2 separate regions of the Mus musculus genome follow, and region 2 is linked to region 1. The links are chromatin loops, found by intact Hi-C in ENCODE. Cell type or tissue: left cerebral cortex. All regions are shown on one strand. Each heading gives the region's core, and the rest is flanking DNA. Links, peaks and the distances in the headings are about the cores only.

Region 1 (5,471 bases), core at 166-5,165:
GATGGCTTCTGTTCCACGGAGCCTCAGGATATGGCTAGGAGGCTGCCTTGCAAGTCAGAGCAAAGGAATCTTCAGTTTCCCCTCTGGGTGTCAGCTGGATTCACCTTGTGACAAACTGGGAGATAACAACTGAATTTTTTTTTCTTTTTTGTCTCCCCAATTCCAGTTTGAAATTGTAAACTATGAGTTGGTGCTGGTGGAATACCTTCCCCATCTGGCTGCTTCTCTTTCTTCCATTTCAGAGGTGGGTTGTGTGGGGAAAGGAGACCCCGTCTTTGAAGCTTTACTGTATGTCTGATGTTGTTTCAATACTGGGTAAGGGAGACCTCATTACATACATCGCAGATGAGGAAACACAGACTACATTTGTTTGCATGCTTGCTTGCTGAGAAGAAGGTAAATGTATGACTCAAAGCAGACTCTTTTGACTCCAAGGTTCATCTCTGATACCAGTATTTGTCAAAGTATTACCTCTGATATAACCATGTCACCTTGAACTTGGAAATGCCAAATCATAGATCTTATCCAAGAAAAACTGCTTACTTTGAGGTTGAAACCAGCCACGTGCACGTCCATAATACAGATGACCAGATGCCTTACGATTTTACTGCTGTGAACCGATACCATAACCAAGGCAATTCATATAAAGGCAACATTTAATTGGGGCTGGCTTACACATTCAGAAGTTCAGTCCATTATCATCAAGGCAGGAAGCATCCAGGCAGATACGGTGCTGGAGAAGCTGAGTGTTCTACATCTTCATCTGAAGGTTGCTAGGAGAGGATTAGCTTCTAGGCATCTTGAACAAGGAACTAACCAGTAACCCCAGAGCCCCAGGGACTAAACCACCAACCAAAGAAAACACATGGTTTCTTGACTCATGACTCAAGCTGCATATGTAGCAGAGGATGGCCTAGTCCATCATCAATGGGAGGAGAGACCCTTGGTCCTGTGAAGGCTCTATGCCCCAGTGTAGGGTAATGCCAAAGTCAGGAAGTGGGAATGGGTGGGTTGATGAGCAGGGAGAAGGATGAGGGGATAGGGCGTTTTCGAAGGGGAAACCAGGAAAGGGGATAATATTTGAAATGTAAATAAAGAAAATATCTAATAAAAAAAAAGCTTACACTGATAGTGACACACCTACTCCAACAAGTCTACAGCATCTAATAGTGCCACTCCCTGGGCCAAGTATATACAAAACATCACACTGATTTAAGTTATTGTTATGCACAGAGATGCCCATGGTTCCTAGAGTGCCCTTTCAGGCAAGCTACATAATGATGAAAGAGGATTCACAAGTCTCTTAATCTATGCAATGAACCATTTATCGTGAGTATCCACCACCCTAAAGGCATGCACACATAGAATGCACACACTGCTTTATCAGAAAGGCATAGCAAAGGCTTGGCAGGCAAGTATGGATGAGCCACTCAAGAGAGTCATGCACAGCAGCGTGTGTCATCACACTTGCTTATGTGCCTCTACCTCCTTTCAATGGTGGCCTGGGGATTGCTGTATTCTAAGGTCACTTACAAAGAATAGTGATATGATATTACTGTCAGAACATTCTATACCCCTGTCACATTATGCTCTCCCCTTAGGGAGGTGGCAGGGCAGAGAAGAATCTTGCCATCAACTGTATATGTCCTAAGGTCTTTTGTGGGGGAGAGGGATTTATATGGGTACAAACATCCAAGTAGAGTTCACCTTCTGGCTTTTGAAGGAGGTGCCTTCCTATAGGTAGCCAGATTTCTTAAAGAAAGAAGTCCCCTCCAACTCTTTCATGATCGTCCATCTATTTCAAATACAGGATTAAGGAAGCCAAACAAAGTCATATTTAGCCATCCTAGCAACAAGCTGTATTCTCTAAGATTTTCATACCCGTACAGCTCTTCAGCTAATTAGTATTCTCATTTGTACATTGTGAAAAGCAATCTATATTTATCTCAAGCATCATGTTTCTGTCCTCTCCTTAGGTGATTCCATCTCACAGGGGCTTTTCATCTCTTGAACGTTTAGGTTGTCATCCTTCATGTGGATGATGCTGGGCCCTCAGGGACATCGCCATCTTTTCAGCACAGCAGGGGCCTCTCTGCTCTTTCTCTTTGAACTCCTCCGGGCCAGTCTGGATACCAACCATGTTTCTAGAGTAGCTTATCCAGGTTGTGGAGGCCGAAGAGTGCTCTGCAGAGACTGAGAAAGATGTCCACACCCATGCAGTGGCACAAACCTTCCAGTCACTGCAAAGAGGCCCCGCAGCATTTCTAGGGGTGAAATCTCACTGTCCCTCACTGAGATTACCTTGTAACAATTCTAAATTAGGGCCTTCTCAGATCTGAGGGAAATTACGCCCTCATATCAAATCAGAGACCCAAAGAGGGGAGACCCTCTAGGATGCTATCAATGTTCTTTGTCTATGGCATAGGGATATGAAGGTATACTCGGCAAAATCTTCCAAGAAGGTAGGTGACCGGAGTGGAAGATGAAAAAGAGATGGGATTATGGCTTTCCTAAAAGAAAAGCAGAGCACTAGATGGCAGCAGAGCCCCATGGTTTCCTTCTGGGCTGTGAAGTGCCTGAGATCCTAGGTGGGGGAGATTCCCAATATTATCACATTCCTCCAAAATGAGCTATTCTTCCTGGACAGTCTTATGCCTTGGGCTCACAATCAAGTTGCAATCTGACAAGGTCGTTCTAACTTCCAGACTCAGGATCTTTCTTCCTTTCTAATCTGAAACAAAGTGATTGTCATTTTTTTGACTGTTGTTGCTCTACAATTTTACTCAAATAGATAATTTGCAACAAAAGCATCCCCCCAAAAAGTGTTTTAATTATTGTTGTTTTGAGACAAGGCCTCCCTGTGTAGCTCTGGCTAGCCTGAAACTCTCTTCCTAGACCAGGCTGGGCTTGAACTTGAGGTGATGGCCCCGTCTGTCTCCTGAGTGCTGTCTCTACCGGTCTGTATCACCCTGGATCTGAAAGAAAAAGGGTCTTTAAGCCTGTGGCCATGAAGGAGCCACTCAATCTTGAGTTGTCAAAGTGCCACCATTCTGTGCAAAGCAAAGGTGTTTGACATCTCAGGTGACACTGAACATTCTTGATTCGGACCCTAATAACATGGCTCCATCTGGGAGCCCCCCCCCACACCCCCCCTCCCCCCGACAAAGAAGTGAGATTTGGAAATGGTTTTTAATGGCAGAAATCCTTCTTGGTGACATGAGTCATTAGGAGTGGCATTCAGAAGACAGGACACCGTTTCTCATGGAGGTCTTCAGCTATGCTGCTTCTGTAGATCAATGGGTCCTAAGGAGGAGCAGCGGATGAGCTATCGGATCTCCTAATAGGTCTTGTTGTTGTTGTTCACTTGCTGGAGTGTAAATAACACCTGGGGGAATGACTTAAAATCACACTGTAGGTGACCCCTTCCACTCCCTGTCACACTGAAGCACACAGGGCATCATTCTCAATCCATTGCTTTAGAGAGATAGCCTGGAATTTTCTCCCCTAGGGATAAGGGAAGAGCAATGGGAGGATACTTTCAAACAAACAAAACAAAAAAACTTCAGATCAGTTCCAAGAGAGCCTGGGGGAAACCTGCAGGAGAACAGAGCCCAGGGTTTTTTTTTTTTTTTTTTTTTTCTGGGGAGCTCCAATCTCCAGGAGAAGGATTCTAGGCTGGATAAAGTCTCTGGTTACTCTTGGAAGGTAAGGTACAGCCGGTGACTCTACATTTTTGGAGTCACTCTCATGCCCTCACGTCATCCGTGGGCTTCAGGGAGCAAGAAAGCTCTAGAACACTAAACTTGAGTGGCACACCGTGACTCTGCCCCTAACAGTGGGCACAATGCTGGTGCGATGATGTGGCCATCAGCCTGCCTCCACACACCATCCTCATTCCTTGGTGTGAACAACTCACAGTCAGCATGGGATGAATGTTCCCATGCTGGGGGCCTGAGATGTCCATCCCTGGCCCCTTCCATCCTATCCTCTAGAACTCCCGAATCCTTTCTAAGAATGGAGCATCTGTGAACTCTAGCCTTCACCTGGTTTGGATTTTTTCAATTAACCTACAGCCTTTTTCTAGTAGTTTACTCTGTGTGCACTCACTGGCTGCAGTAGACCTGCTTTTAGGAACTTCCTTCTGATCCCTCTTGCAGGAATGCTGGATGTGATGCTGGGGTTCACTACACTTTTGTCAATTCTCCTGCTCTCACAACCAGAACAGGGTGGCAGCCCAGTTGGGTTGTTTAGATTCATTTTGTTTCCCACATAGAGCTGGGCTTGCAATGAGGGTAACACTAACAGGACTAAACAGGAGCAGAACAGGAACCTGTCAGAGGCTCATCATAGTTGCAGACAGTCACCTTTTCAAAGGTAATTTATAATTTCTTTTAAAAGCACCATTTTGCTCCCAGTTTCAGTCACAGCTGGGCCCATTCTCTTCCCCCACCTGCATTTCTTTCCTAACTTAGGCAGAGGTCTTCTTCTGGTCAGTAGAGAAAGAGAAGGATGGAGGCTGGCCTCTGCCTGCCCCCACAGAGCCCTCGGGCTCGCTCGCGTGGCCAATTGTATGGTTTTTCCCCGGTGCGCAGCGTGGGCTTCTCCCACTTGAGCGCCCAACAAGTCTCCGTGCTCCAGCCTGCGCGCAGCCGCGCCAGAGACTGAACGCTGCGCTGCCTGCGGGAGCACTAGCAGGGGCCTGAAAGCCCGAGGCCAGGCTGAGTCCCGGACTGCGCGGTGCCAGCCTCCTTCCCCTCTCGGTGGGTAGGATGGTTGAGTCCAGCCACCACGGCAGCGGCTCCTTGCGCCTCTAGCAGCCTGTCTTCGGCGCTCGCTCCCCGCCTTCCTCCCGCTCCAGCCCTGCTCCCCCCTCCCCCCGCGCCCCTCCCGCACCTCCCACTCGCTGGCTCTCTCTCCAGCTGCCTCCGCTCCAGGTTGCTCCCGGTTGCGCGCGCTCCTCTCCCGCCTCGCCCCCTCCCGCAGCCTCGCCGCCTTGGTGCCTTCCTGCCCGGCTCGGCCGGCGCTCGTCCCCGGCCCCGGCAGCCCCGGGGCTGCGCTCGCTCAGAGCATCTTCAGCCCCGCAGTGGCTCGGACCCGATGCTACGGGAGCGGAGCGAGCCGGGCGCGCAGAGCTGCGGGAGGCGTCAGATGCGCGGCCGGGCTGGGGACCCGGAGCTCTTGCCAGCTCGCCTTGCCCTTTGGTGATTACCGGACTCTGTTTAGAGCCCGGTTGTTCCTCGGAGGAGACCGGCGCATCCGAGAGGAGCCATCCGTGTCGTGTGCGTGTGGAATATCTGCAGACATGACTGCGTGGAGGAAATTCAAGTCGCTGCTCCTGCCTCTGGTGCTGGCGGTTCTGTGCGCGGGGCTCCTCACTGCAGCTAAGGGTAAGACAGGCTAGCTCGGTACCGGGGAGACGGCCGAACCCTCGGAGGCCCGGTTTGCGAACGCGAGTGTCTGATCTGAGGATT
Region 2 (5,471 bases), core at 108-5,107, 640 kb after region 1:
GGTTCAAGACCCTTGGAAAGGCCTGTATACTTATTTTGTGTACCATACTTCCTCTTTGTTCCTACTCTCTCTCCCCGCTTTACTTCTGATAGATTGTCCTGAATTTCCTCTAGAATTTTCAGCCCTATCTTAATCACTTGATAGCATGTGAAAAAGAACAAAAGGGCTCCTAACACCAGAAAAAATTCAAGGCCAAACATACTCACTGGTACTCTCGTTCCCCAGCTGAAAAGTTCTGAATTCATACAGTTGAATCCTTCTTAACAGTCTGCTTTACGGGAACCTTTATCACCGTCGTTCCCCAGCTGATGAGTTCTGAATTCGGCAGTTGAATCCTTCTCAACAGTCTGTGTTACGGGAACCTTTATAAACGTGATCCGCAGTTCTGGTTCTGAAATGAAGTATCCCTCCTGCGCCAGTCCGGAGTTTTTTCTCGTCCCGGAATTCGGCACCAATTGTTATTCGTCGCGTTCTCACGACCGGCCAGGAAGAACACAACAACCAGAATCTTCTACGGCAAAGCTTTATTGCTTACATCTTTTTGGGGCCAGAGTGTAAGAAGCAAGAGAGAGAGAAAAACGAAACCCCTTCTATTTAAAAGAGAACAACAATTGCCTAGGACGCATCACTCCCTGATTGGCTGCAGCCCATGGCCGAGCTGACGTTCACGGGAAAAACAGAGTACAAGTAGTCGTAAATACCCTTGGCTCATGCGCAAATTATTTGTTTACCAACTTAGAACACAGGATGTCAGCGCCATCTTGTGACGGCGAATGTGGGGGCGGCTTCCCACATTAAACTTTAATGAATTTCTTAGAAATTATTCTAAAGTCACTTTCTGCAAACAAATGAGAAGTGTACAGATATGGTGCTAAGTCTGTTCATTTGACATTAGCCAGCTGCGTGTCATATGGAAGCTGGGAGCCAACTTGGTGACTCAGTTTCCTTGTCTGTGTATTGCAGCTTTTGAGCTCTGTTAAATGTTAGTTCTGCAATATGTTCTCCTTTCATGAAAAATGCTGGGCAGAAAATCAGAAATATATGTGCACCAATTGGGAGGGGCTAAAGTGCAAAAAGTAATTTACATGAGGGAAGCATTTGTACCCAGACGGAAGGCTCTGCCCACTAATGAATTCAGTTCATGATCCACCTGTACCCGCTCCTTGGTGAGGACATTTGTGTTCTGCATGAGGAGAATAAGGATGGCTCGAACTGCAAGAAATTAACACAATCAGATGCCTTGCAGTGTGGATCATTTGCATAAGAAATCTCTCCCATGTACAATGTTTGTAGAAGCTTTGTGGGTATCTACAATGTAGGTGTAGAAAAAAATCATTTTTATAAATAATTGAAAAATAAATTTGAAAGACTTTCAAGCCTAAACTCGTTTTTCTATAAAGCATTTCATCCATAATTACTAATAGGAACTTTTAAAACCTGCTATACAACATAAGAGTTCCATTAAGAAAGGACTGAATCTCACTGTCGGGCATTTTAAAAAATGGAGAAAAAGGCTGGATCTAGGGAGATAGTTCAATGGATGGGCCACACTGTGCATGCCTGCCCATATTCATTGTGCACACACACACACACACACACACACAGAGAGAGAGAGAGAGAGAGAGAGAGAGAGAGAGAGAGAGAGAAACAAGAAATTGATTGTTTTAAATAGGAAAAATAATATATTATCTAAGGATAGATGAGTATTTTACTTAATGAGGAGCTATCTCAAAGTAGAAAAGAGGGGATATAATTCAATCTGAATCACTTTCCTAGCATGCTCAAGGCCCTAGGTCAACCCCCAGCAGGGAGAAGAAAGGGGAGGAAGGAAGGGAGGCAGGGAAGAAAGATTGAAAATGTGAAAAGGAAACGGGAAGAAAATGATGAAAATAAGTGTCTTTGAAAACCATGAAGCCTTTATTTGCAATTCAAATATTTATGTAGGAAACAAGAAACTGTAGAGCGCTAGCGCGCGCGCGCACACACACACACACACACACACACACACACACACACCATTGATTAAAATGCATTCTAAACCTTGGAAAGTGAAAGTGCTTGTCAGATCTTAGATGATTCTTCATTGAATCTGATACATATCTGACTCCAATATGAAGTTTAATTACTACAGAAATCTCTGGGAATATTACCATTTAAACAAGCTATCTCCACAGTAATTAAAAGTGTGAGGTTATAAATGAGTTGTTACCATGCTGTCACAAGCCAGCTCCCTTCCTGCCAGCTACACAAACAAACACCACTAAGAGCGCACAATATCCTTACTCATCTCCCTCTGATTACCATCGTCTGGGTCATTCCCATTTGCATTCTAAGGGCATCTCCTTACTGACCACTTCAGGCAAACTAAGTGTGAATCTGAGACCTGGTGACGGGATATGCTATTCTCAAATTCACACGTTTTAATTTCACAGCGTTGAATACATGAATTTAAAGCATTTATTACTGAAGACCACCTGGCTGATTGAAGTTCTCTGGAGCAGTTCAATTCTACCGCCTCATGGTCTTTTTAAGTTGTCATCGTTTGTCTGTCTCTTCTTTCTGCTGTTCCAGTGCTTGCTTAGGCTTCTTGTAGTTCAGATATCATACTAGAGGTAGCTAAATTATGTCCACATTGATTATATAAGATCCTATCCAGATTTAATCTGAAACTCAGAGAATGAGCTGGTGCTTTCTGGGGGCCTAGCGCCACCTATGGGTCACTAAAGGACTCACATATATCTGCACCTCCCAGCAGATCCACCCTCACTCACCTCTTGCTTAGAGCAACCTGGGGCAGTAAAAGGATCAAACATTTCTGACTAACTTTAATCAGTTGAGAGATGAAAGTCAACACTAGATTTTGTTATCAATTTTCACGATCGTTTAGGAAATTTACATACCTCTCCTTTTAGATACTAAATTACATGAAAAGCAGCAAGAAGACCTTTCCAGAGAGAGAAACATTCACCGAGGACAGAAAACTGGTGTAAAATGAGGTTGTCAGTAATATTCTTATGTGAGCAATATATTCAATTTCATCTGAAAACAATGAAATTTGTGCTTTAACATTGCTTTCAGCAATTTCTTTTGTTCATACGCAGTCAGTATGGAGTGTGATGAAGTCAGTGGACACTCATGGCAGTCTGGCCCAGGCAGGTTTATGGGTGCCTTTCAAGGAGTACTGACTACGTTCAAGGAGTATGACATCTTAGCCATATTTATTATCAACGCATGTTACCTTGACCTTTTTAAAAAAAAATACCTGTAGACTGTGGAATTAACTACATTTATATGCAAATGTAGCAAGTGTAAAAAGTGTTTGAGTATATTCATTTTCTCTCCACAGATATGTAGGGTGTAACAAAGAATAGACAAAGAGGAATACACCTGGTCAGTTTTCTTTCTGTTCTTATTTCTATATCTATGTCAAAGTTTGACTTCATTGTCAAATTCTTGGAAGGCATGGAAAATTATATGTATACTTTCCGTTCATATTTTGTTATTGGAAATTACTATTTTTAATTTGCTACAATGTAATCAAGTCTCCACTGCCCCCCAAAGAAATTTTATATGTTAAACTATGGTGAAAAGTGTGATCAAATGTTATGAATTCAAATTTAATTAACCATTAGCCAAAAGAGGGGAAGGGAACCTTGAATGGGGATACTCTTGATCAAAAATGTATTATTATTTCTTAATGCAAGTCCACACTCCCAGCTATATGTCTATACTACTGAGAACAGAAAGGAGGTTTGAGCTGTATAAGAAGGGTCATGGGAGCTGTACCATCTTTTTCCTGACTCAGCTGATGCCTGTCATTCCAGCTGCAGCCAATGTTCTAGACAGTGCAAGCTACAGACAGACCTATATAAGGATGAGCTATCTTTGACATGTCTGTGTTTCAATGTGCCTGTCTGGTGATTTGTGTCTGGGTCTACTGAAGGATGTCCAGGACTCATGCTGCTGGCGCTGGCGCCATCTGTTTCTGATACGTTTGTCACTGAAAGATGCTGGCAAACACTAGGTCTTTCTTATCACCAGAGATGAGTGGTTAGGCATGCTGCCTCATTATCTACCTCACGCTAGTGTGTCATTCGGTTTTCCCCCTAAGAACCTACACTGAAATTAGCTGTGAATACCAGAATCAACCATTCACTCTGAGTTGCCTAGCAGTGATCCACTCACAGTGTGAACTTTTCTTGAGCAGGTTACCATTATGCAAAGTTCAGATTCAACCCCTTGTGTTTAGTACATTTGGTGAAAATGGAAAGAGCTGTCTCTAGAATAAGTGTGAGTAAAAATGCTTGCCTGAGATGATACTTATTGCATATATCCATATATTCACACACACACACACACACACACACACACACACACACACACACACACACATATATATATACATGGATTTAAGCCAGAAAAATCCCCCTCTCTGCTCATAATGAAATGCTGAGGAATGGCCCTGAGAACTGCCAGGGCATTCAAGGACAATATGAACATGGAGCTGGTGACACATTCCACACCCTTGGGTGTCTATTACTGGATCTTATCCAGCACTGGGCACAGGCCATGTGTTCACAACCGTTTAGAAGATGTCATCTAAGTACAAGAACCACAACTGTGCCTGTGGATCTGCTGTTCCCTTCTAATATCAGGGATTTCATTAGGGCAGACAAGGGCCAGTGGTGGGTGCTGTCATGTTTCAGAGCAGCTGCCTAGAAGTGCAACATAGTTTTATTGCAATTAAAATATGATGTCAATTCTTTTATCCCATAAACAACCTGTAGAGCAATCTGTGAACATAGAGACAGGCATTCTGCTTGCCTGTCACACGTACTCCTCTGTCCTGTCTTAAAGCAACTCAACCCAAGATAATAGTGACTAGTTGCTGAAATTGGAGTCCTGTGCTTTAGTTTACATATGATAAAAGCTCCCATGTTCACTACAGTCCTAACTGAGCTACAGATTGATTCATGGACTTCCCGAATCTCGTTCTAGAACCAACTCAGTAATCTGACATAACCTTATCTTAGATACTTTCTAACATAAGGTTGCTTCAACTTTCTCAGTGATTGAAATATTTTAGGGTTCTATGTTTGGTACTGAGATATTTCCCACATGGATGTACCTAATCATATTCCCACCAGACGTGAATAACACTGTTGGGGGAACATCCTTATTAGAAAGAGTTTGCAAAAATAGTTATCATTTCTGCACAGGTTTCCATTTTCGAGATTTCCCCCCCCCTCAGGATCTTTAATTTATGAGTTTAAAATGTAGACACTTTCTCATTTAGCCAGAATCCTTGAAGTTCTTGAAGTTGGATCTGCTGCAGGCTTAGTGCTTGGGGTATGGTACCCTATCCCTCATCGGTCTGTGACCATCTTGCGAAATGGTGAGTGGGGAATGTTATGCAGCAAGCACTCAGGTCATGATCTTTTAGCCTTTCACCAGAAACCTTCAGAGTGTGA

The links. A loop is a pair of places that touch in the nucleus more often than their neighbours do. Peaks named below come from ENCODE experiments on the same cell type or tissue, not always from the same donor. Only the 100,000 strongest peaks of a DNase experiment are listed, where the experiment ranks them.
Region 2: a loop joins it to region 1, with 5 times the contacts of the local background. A loop is called at or near these places in 6 of 42 quality-filtered maps.

Annotation. Positions count from the first base shown.
Region 1 is chr8:17,534,806-17,540,276 of GRCm38, reverse strand. It overlaps Csmd1 (CUB and Sushi multiple domains 1), which reads left to right and starts at 4,892. Exons shown (of 70, transcript NM_053171.2): 1 at 4,892-5,387. The coding sequence starts at 5,303. In left cerebral cortex, for the core only: a CTCF peak has its summit at 2,526 (motif pointing right); DNase peaks (open chromatin) are centred at 2,539, 3,866, 4,243, 4,800 and 1 more place; H3K4me3 peaks cover 961 bases; H3K27ac peaks cover 1,151 bases.
Region 2 is chr8:16,891,684-16,897,154 of GRCm38, reverse strand. All of the region lies in intron 3 of Csmd1 (CUB and Sushi multiple domains 1), which reads left to right. Among named protein-coding and RNA genes, the nearest start is that of Gm39136, 390 kb to the left of the region's middle. In left cerebral cortex, for the core only: a CTCF peak has its summit at 2,702; DNase peaks (open chromatin) are centred at 1,085, 2,008, 2,689 and 4,003; H3K27ac peaks cover 842 bases.